3 separate regions of the Homo sapiens genome follow, and all the other regions are linked to region 3. The links are chromatin contacts, found by Hi-C or POLR2A ChIA-PET in ENCODE. All regions are on one chromosome and are shown on one strand. The core of a region is the stretch at or near the end of the contact, and the rest is flanking DNA. Distances in the headings are between cores, read along the strand shown.

Evidence for each region. A loop is a pair of places that touch in the nucleus more often than their neighbours do. ChIA-PET counts read pairs that join two places held with the same protein, here RNA polymerase II (POLR2A). Pooled maps may share reads with other maps.
Region 1: a loop to region 3 is called in a pooled map, with 3 times the contacts of the local background. The contact joins two enhancer-like sites. A Hi-C loop is called at or near these places in 6 of 168 maps with a recorded cell type or tissue (CD8-positive, alpha-beta T cell, GM12878, K562 and 3 more), 8 of 37 single-sample maps with no recorded cell type and 7 of 50 pooled maps. POLR2A ChIA-PET finds 5 or more read pairs at or near these places in 12 of 52 experiments (B cell, BJ, CD4-positive, alpha-beta T cell and 9 more).
Region 2: a loop to region 3 is called in a pooled map, with 8 times the contacts of the local background. The contact joins two enhancer-like sites. A Hi-C loop is called at or near these places in 6 of 50 pooled maps. POLR2A ChIA-PET finds 5 or more read pairs at or near these places in 4 of 52 experiments (BJ, CD4-positive, alpha-beta T cell, T-cell and 1 more).

Annotation. Positions count from the first base shown.
Region 1 is chr5:126,844,434-126,847,133 of GRCh38, forward strand. No RefSeq gene overlaps it. Among named protein-coding and RNA genes, the nearest start is that of LMNB1, 69 kb to the left of the region's middle. RefSeq lists enhancers at 880-1,849, 1,364-1,658. Within about 2 kb of position 1,443, at least 8 of the 41 ENCODE cell types and tissues checked have a DNase peak (open chromatin) inside an H3K27ac peak, as active enhancers do; they include B cell, where a contact is called at or near this core.
Region 2 is chr5:126,810,292-126,812,991 of GRCh38, forward strand. LMNB1 (lamin B1) reads left to right here. Exons shown (of 11, transcript NM_005573.4): 4 at 1-59; 5 at 1,482-1,607. Among named protein-coding and RNA genes, the nearest start is that of LMNB1, 35 kb to the left of the region's middle. Within about 2 kb of position 1,385, at least 6 of the 41 ENCODE cell types and tissues checked have a DNase peak (open chromatin) inside an H3K27ac peak, as active enhancers do.
Region 3 is chr5:127,010,625-127,013,324 of GRCh38, forward strand. The region is part of intron 1 of MARCHF3 (membrane associated ring-CH-type finger 3); the gene reads right to left. Among named protein-coding and RNA genes, the nearest start is that of MARCHF3, 19 kb to the right of the region's middle. Within about 2 kb of position 1,411, at least 3 of the 41 ENCODE cell types and tissues checked have a DNase peak (open chromatin) inside an H3K27ac peak, as active enhancers do; they include B cell, where a contact is called at or near this core.

The DNA of each region.
Region 1 (2,700 bases), core at 193-2,692, 170 kb before region 3:
GGGGCGCAGAGATACGAGGTCGGGGCACGGAAATAAGGGATTGGGACACAGAGATAAGAGGTCGGGGTGCGGAAATAAGGGATTGGGGCGCAGAGATATTAAGAGGTTGGGGCGCGGAAATAAGGGATTGGGGTGCAGAGATACGAGGTCGGGGCACGGAAATAAGGGATTGGGACACAGAGATAAGAGGTCGGGGTGTGGAAATAAGGGATTGGGGGTTCTTGCCCCGTAGAAAAGCGGGACTTGCCACTAAGGGTGAAGGAGAAGGGGTTGAGTGGTACTTGCCCCTCTCCCAGAAAAGCAGAGAAGGGGTAGAGACAAGGAGAGAAGGGGTTGGGGTACTTGCCCCTTCCCCAGAAAAGCGGGACTTGCCGCTAAGGGTGAAGGACAAAGGCAGGCGTCCCTGCGTGGTCTGACACCCTTGAAACGTGGGTGTATAATCAGAGAGGTGTCCCTGCAATGATTAAACACCAAGGGAAGGCTAAGGCTGCCTTCCCAGTCCGTGACTGGCGCCGGAGTTCTGGGTCCACCGATAAAACGTGTCTGCTTTGTCTCTCCCAGAAAATGAAAGGAATTGAAATTAAGAGAAGGGAGAGATTGAAGAGTGGAAAGGAGAAAGTGGTTGAGGGACAGTGAGAGAGGTTGGAGAAGAGAGTAAGAAGAGGCCGCTTACCTGATTTAAAATTGGTGAGATGTTCCTTGGGCTGGTCGGTCTGAGGACCTGAGGTCGTAGGTGGATCTTTCTCACGGAGCAAAGAACAGGAGTACAGGGGATTGATCTCCCAAGGGAGGTCCCCCAATCCGAGTCACGGCACCAAATTTCATGCACGTCTGTGTGAAGAGACCACCAAACAGGATTTGTGTGAGCAACACGGCTGTTTATTTCACCTGGGTGCAGGCGGGCTGAGTCCGAAAAGAGAGTCAGCGAAGGGAGATAAGGGTGGGGCCGTTTTATAGGATTTGGGTAGGTAAAGGAAAATTACAGTCAAAGGGGGTTTGTTCTCTGGCGGGCAGGAGTGGGGGTCACAAGGTGCTCAGTGGGGGTGCTTTCTGAGCCAGGATGAGCCAGGAAAAGGACTTTCACAAGGTAATGTCATCACTTAAGGCAAGGACCGGCCATTTACACTTCTTTTTTGGTGGAATGTCATCAGTTAAGGTGGGGCAGGGCATATTCACTTCTTTTGTGATTCTTCAGTTAGTTAAGGCCATCTGGGCTTATACGTGCAAGTCACAGGGGATGCGATGGCTTGGCTTGGGCTCAGAGGCCTGACAATCCGTGTCCCAGGGTTTTGATGGTATTGCTACAGAGGAATTTGGAAGTTTCCTGTGCCAGAGTCCCAGGACCGTTTTTGGGTCACTTTCTCACCTCGTGGTAATACAAATCTACTGTGACACTTTTACATGCATGGTTGTTCTGTTTTTCTCAAGTAGCTTCCTCATCCTGCCGAAAAGCACCGCCTCTCCCGCCGCCCCGCCCCGCCCCGCCGGTAGTTTGTTTTTGCTCTGGGCTGACAGGCAGTATTCTGGTAGTGTGAGGCTGCAGGGAGCAATGGAAGGTTCTGTGCTTTGTTCAACAATCTTCTAGGTTTCTAGGTTCACTCCCTTGCAAAGAGCTAAAGCTGTTTCCTGTCCTCAACTACCAGCCCTTAAGGCTTATATTCCAGATTTTGAATTCTTTGTGGCACCTGGACATTTCTTGTTCTTTCTTTAAAGCTTGGCTCTATTAAAACAAATTTTGTTCTATTTTCTCAATCTTGTAGTGGAAGGAGGGGTTGTCCATGTCATTTTAATCTGCTATCATACATGAGTGCATCTGTGTATATTTTTAAGAGATATGATTCTAAGTCACGTTCCTCTTGGGTTTCAATATCTTACCCATCATCCTTTTCATCATATCTTAAATTACAAAGAAATTTATTTGGATGCCCCTTCTTTTCTTGCCAAAACACATGATAAAATGAGAAAAATTGAAAAGAATCTTTAAATAATCCATACCCTCTGGATCATTGGCTTCTAAACAAAATGCAGATTTTTTCTTTTTAATTCCATTGCTTGAAGTAACAACATGGAATTTTAGGAGGTGCCACCAGAGGGGAATGTTTCTTAGGGTTCAAGCCTTTGAGTCCCTGAAGCAAGGCTCTAGTATCTGTGGTGTTTACACAGGAAAACCCAGAATTCTGAAGTTGGGACTGACTGTCCTTCCTTGTCTACCAAATTAGGGGGGGGAAATTCCATGAAAAAAAGGTATTGAAGGAAGTAGTTTTTAGAATTTTGTGTTTCTTCTATTTGGCTGCCTTACTGAAGGGGACATTCAGAGCCAGATTGATGAAAATGAGGCAAATACGTGGCAAAATACATGCAAAACTCACAGAAGTCATATTTCAAGTTCTCAGGGAGAGGCGTCACATTAGCAGTATTGAGTGGGAAGAGGAATTAACAGGGAACAGTACTGTAAATGGATGCTGCTTTGCTGTCCTGGAGGGTCAGAGTGAGGACAGAGAACAATCTTAGAGGCAGATCAGTAACCAGTTTGCCCTGGAGCCATGCATGGGACCCAGAGTGTAAAATCCCTCACTGCCTACGTCCTCCTACCCCTCACTTCCACAATAATGCATTTTCTTTCACTTTTAACAGCATGGTAAATCCTGTCCTCTCCTGACATTTCTCCAGAGACAAAATACACCTCTCAATTTAGGGACA
Region 2 (2,700 bases), core at 135-2,634, 200 kb before region 3:
AACATGATGCCCAAGTGAGGCTGTATAAGGAGGAGCTGGAGCAGACTTACCATGCCAAAGTGAGCTCTCTTCAGAAGATTCTTTTGAACACTTAAAATCATTACTTCACAATTCCCATGATGAACATGGCTTTATGTTTATTTTGTTCTAGTTTTTAAAAATGATTCCCCTAGTCTCCATGAAATATATAGAAAATTGATTTTTTCAAAAAAGTGCAGTTTTCTATAAACTAAATGTTATTAAAAATTACTAGAAGAATGTAGGGTTGTTGCAATTTTATTAGAGGTTAGGTTTTGTCTTTTTGTCCCATTGATCATTCGTACTATGCCATAGTAGTTGAACCCAAACCATGTGAAATAACTTTCTTCCAATAACAAGTACTGATCATGCTGTCCTACATAAACATCCATTTAGTAATGAATGAATGTCAGACTGCATTAGATCTCACTTTCATGTCATCATTGTGCATAGATTGTGACTACCACACTTCCGGCTTTTTTGCATAAGGGCCAAATGGAAAGTCTCTGCTATTTCTTCTTCTGTCACTATTATTCACTTAAAAAAATATTGTAGAAACTTCCCACTTATATTAGCTGACCTTACAAGAATTCATAAAAATCACCAACTAGTACAGGCTTTCCCTGGTAAATGATTTTGCCTTGTGTTTTAAATGTTACATGATTTGATTAAAAAGACTTTTTTGTGGTTGACTTAGAATATTAGAGTCACAGAGTTATTGAAAATTTTCATTGCATGGCTTTAAACTGTTCATGTTGCTTTTTATCTATTGTATGAAGTAGCAGTTAGTGAAAGTGAAAGATCTTATTATAAGCAGTAACTTCAGTTGTATAACATTTATCTAATATCACACATTGAGCTATACAGTGAAGGAGCTAAAGTAAGGATCCGTCACAGACTGTGGCCTCACAGGGAGCCAGGGAGGAGACACAGGAGCATGTCCCTGAGACACACATACACAATAGTGTTATGGGATTTGTATTTTACTCAAGGAGTTTTTTTTGCTTCTGAAAGGAAGTGTTTCTATCTGGTTTGAACGAATCTATAAACTAGTATTTTCTGCTTGTTGGTTTACATTCTGTATTGGATTTGGTGGGTTAGGGATATGTGATGTTTCTTTTCTTACAGACACCACCACAGTCAAGTTGCTATTGCCCAGTCTTCTTATTATCAGTGTTATCTTAGACATTAAAGGTTTAATAGATGAAATATTGAAGTAATAAGCTTTGGGTAAAGGCCTAGGTATATTAGCATTCTTAAAGCTCATTATTTAGGAAGTGACTCTAAAAGTCACACAGAATTACCATCATTCACACCATATCAGCAAACTTCATGATGCTTTTCCTGTGTTTCATCTACCAGTTACCAGCAGGACTTAGGTTTGAAATGCCTTGAGGTGAATCATGCTTCCTTTTTTGTTTCAGTTCTAGATAAGACTGACTATGCTTTGCTTCTTCTTTTAGCTTGAGAATGCCAGACTGTCATCAGAGATGAATACTTCTACTGTCAACAGTGCCAGGGAAGAACTGATGGAAAGCCGCATGAGAATTGAGAGCCTTTCATCCCAGCTTTCTAATCTACAGAAAGAGGTAAATAATCATCTTTCTGTAAGAAGTTAGACTTGAAGGCTACCTTCACCACGGGCACCTACCTGCTTTGCTTGGGCTGATGTCACTCCTCCCTCTGTTTGTTACAGAGGATGGTGTCATCCTGTGCTTTCGTCTTCACAGTACTTTTCTAGATTCGTTCATTTTGCATTGCATAAACATCCTGTGAGCAGATACTATTGTTCCTAATTAGTAGATTACACAGAGCTAAGGGACTTGCCCTTGAGGAAGGAGCCTGCTAGTTTATTCACTGTACTTACCCTAGGACCCGGATCTTCCGACCTGTCTAACAGCTTCATCTCTACAGAGTTATTCTCAACACCTTCCTTTTTTATATCATTTGAAAACCAAAATGAAGAAAAACATGCAAAAATTCTTTGTGGGTGGTGAATGCTTTGTGTTTCTAGACAAATTCTTTAGTGCTTAAAGTATATAACAATTAGGATCCAGGAAAGTAGCTTTAATTTGCATATTCCGATAAGAATTTAGTGACTCATTCATTCGTTGGTACGCCTAAGTGACAAATGGCATTATTGCCGGCTGTGTTGACTGGCTGCCTATCAGGGTGTGATGGTGTGCTTCAGGTGCTGCTTAAGCAGGCATGGACACTACTTCAGATCAGTTTTAGCCTAGGGTGATGTCAGTGTGGACACAAAGTACATATACTCCATATACTGCATTCAGAATGATTCAGCAATTAACTCGTCACCTTAATTATTTTGGAAATAACTTCCGCTTCTATTTTCCTCAAGGGAGGAAATCTTGTTTTGAATTTTCCACATGAGAATAAACTTTATTTTACTTTTTTTTTTTTTTTTTTTTTTTTCTTTTTGAGATGGAGTCTCACTCTGTCGCCCAGGCTGGAGTGCAGTGGTACGATCTCGGCTCACTGTGAGCTCCGCCTCCCGGGTTCACGCCATTCTCCTGCCTCAGCCTCCCAAGTAGCTGGGACTACAAGTGCGTGCCACCACGCCCGGCTAATTTTTGTATTTTTAGTAGAGACGGGGTTTCACCGTGTTAGCCAGGATGGTCTCGATCTCCTGACCTCATGATCCACCCGCCTCGGCTTCCCAGA
Region 3 (2,700 bases), core at 161-2,660:
CCCTGGATCAAGCATGAAAATCTATGCTCTGTATTTAAGCTGGAGATGGAATAAAGACTAAAAATACTGTCAAAATACTTTTTCCACTGAGGAATATTATTCAGCCTTAAAAAGGTAGGAAATTCTGACATATACTAAAACATGAGTAAACCTTCAGGACATTATACCAACTGTAATGTTGGCTACAAAAGACAAATACTGTATGATTCCACCAAAATGAGGTAGAGTAGTCAAAATCACAGAGACAACAAGGAGAATGGCGGTTGCTAGGAGCTTGGGAGTTTTGTAAGATGAAAAGAGTTCTGTAGATGGATGGTGGTGATGGTTGCACAATATTATGAATGTATTTACTACCACTGAACTGTACATTTAAAAATGATTTAAGATGTTAAATTTTATGTTATGCACATTTTACTGCACAAAAATAATATAAATAATAAAAAATACTTTTTCCATGGAGCCTTCATACTACTAACTTCCTCTCTTAAAAGTGATACCCTGCATGAAATAATCCTAGTTCAAAATAGAATGTTTTAATCTGCATTAAAGACTTTTGAAAATGTAAGCCTAGGAAGATCTCTGAGATTTAAGCAATAAAACTATCCACTCGGTACACTGAATCCATCAGCCAGGATACTTCTGTGAAGGACTAATGCTGGAAGTGAATGAATAAGGCTCCGATGACTGATCCAAATGCAGTCATCGCGGCATGCCTCCACCTACTCATCCAAATAACCTCAAGCTCTTTGGGCATGTGTTCAACTGCTCAATCTAGCATGAGGGGATGGCTATGCTCACAATCCAAGGCTCTATCTTGGTCTGAGCCCAAAAAATGAGGTATTGTCTCTCATTTGGGTATGCAGCAGAGCACTGCTTTTTTTCCTAGTCTTTTGCTTAAAGATTAGACTATGCAAGTATGTTTGCAAAAATTAGGTATCTTCTGTGGTAAAAATTCCTACATATAAATAACAAATCTTCCTCATGTTGCCTGGAAAGAAAAGGAAAAGGAAACTGATTCCCTAAAAGTGTAGTTTTCCCCCACATCCCTATATTATCACACCTTCAAATATGAAGATAAATAAGATTTTAAGAGAATTCATTTTTAACTGGTTGGTTATTCCTTGTTAACAATTTCAAACACCAGGTGAATCTACAGCTATGACTGTATATAGTTGATTATTGCTTCCCATGGATACTTTTAGAATGTAAAAGCTGCCATTTTAATTGGCATTCAGAGGTCTGCCAATGTGCAAACCCAAGCAGCTCAATTCTTTTGCCTAACTGGGAGAGTGAGTTATCTAGAAACAAATGGAATGGCCGATTAAAAGGTTGTCTTGGCTAATATTTTCCAGTTGGTCTACAGTTAGTTCAGCCCTGTTGAGTCCTTCCACTTCTTTGGACGACCAATGCAGCAAGCGTGGTGAGACATAGTGCTTGGGCCTCTAATCTTAGCTGTGACATTTCCTGTCTCATGTTCTACCATCAATAGTGACCTACTTGCTATACCATGTGATTTTCCAACTGGGGCTTTTGATGCTCACACATGGGAAACACAGTTATTTTTATATTTAGCACAAAATGTAGCCATGAAATGTTTCAAATGATTTCCAGTTCAGGATATCCACACTAATCTTATTTTGTGGTAATTCTTTTTTTGCTCTGTCATTTAGAAACATTATAATAGTTATGAACCATTAAAACAAAGCTTTCACTTTTTTAAAAAAGCAACCTGTGAAAATGCCACATTATGTCAGTACCTAGTAAATTGAAAACTAACTAGCAAAAAGTGAAAGACTCATGTCCTAGTTACTTATTTTGTTTGAAGAACTGGCTACAAATGACCTTTGTTGAAAGTGATAGGAAACAATACTTCTAGTATCATTGAGGTTTGAAATCATTAGAGAAGTGAAAATAACTTATTAATAATGATAAAAAGAGTAGACAAAAACTAATACTCAGAGATGGAACAGAAGTGCACAAAAAGACAGAGACACAGGATATGTTAGGTAAAACTATGGGCAAAAACTAAAAGCTCACTGAAAAACAGTACACAATAAGATTGCAAATACCTAGCAAGAAAGCCTTACAATACAACAAAATATGCCTGAGGGTACCTCAGTAAAGTTGATTTACTAGGCAAAGTAAAATTGTCATTCATAGTTTTTGAAATTAAGAAGAATGCAATCAGTGCAAATTTATGTGTGTGTGTAACACAGCAAATGACTGTTCAAAATTTTAAGTCTTTTCTTGTTAGACTTAATCCACAACCTTAAAGAAATGAATAGAGTTCAACACTCTCATAAGAATAACTCATTCCATGTCACTTGTGAACAAGCAAATTCCCAACACTCAACTGAATCTCCAAAACAGATGTCAGGAGTCTGCAATACACCTATTTAAGTGAATTTTCAAAACTCTGTGGCTACACCAGCTAGAAAGCAGTTGCTTTCTAGTGGAAGTGAATCATAATGGACCTTTCAAATCACAGTGTTCACACATGGAAAAGCACATGTTCCACTTTTCCTCTGCCAAAGAAGCCTCACAGCCACTCCCCAAAATACTTGAGAAATATTCCAGCAATGTGTGTGTATCCATCATGGACTCTTTCTCATTGTTACTGCTTTTGCTATACATTTTGTTATAACTTCATGCTGTTTTTCACCCACATAGCTTAGAAAGCAACAACAAGAACAACAATAA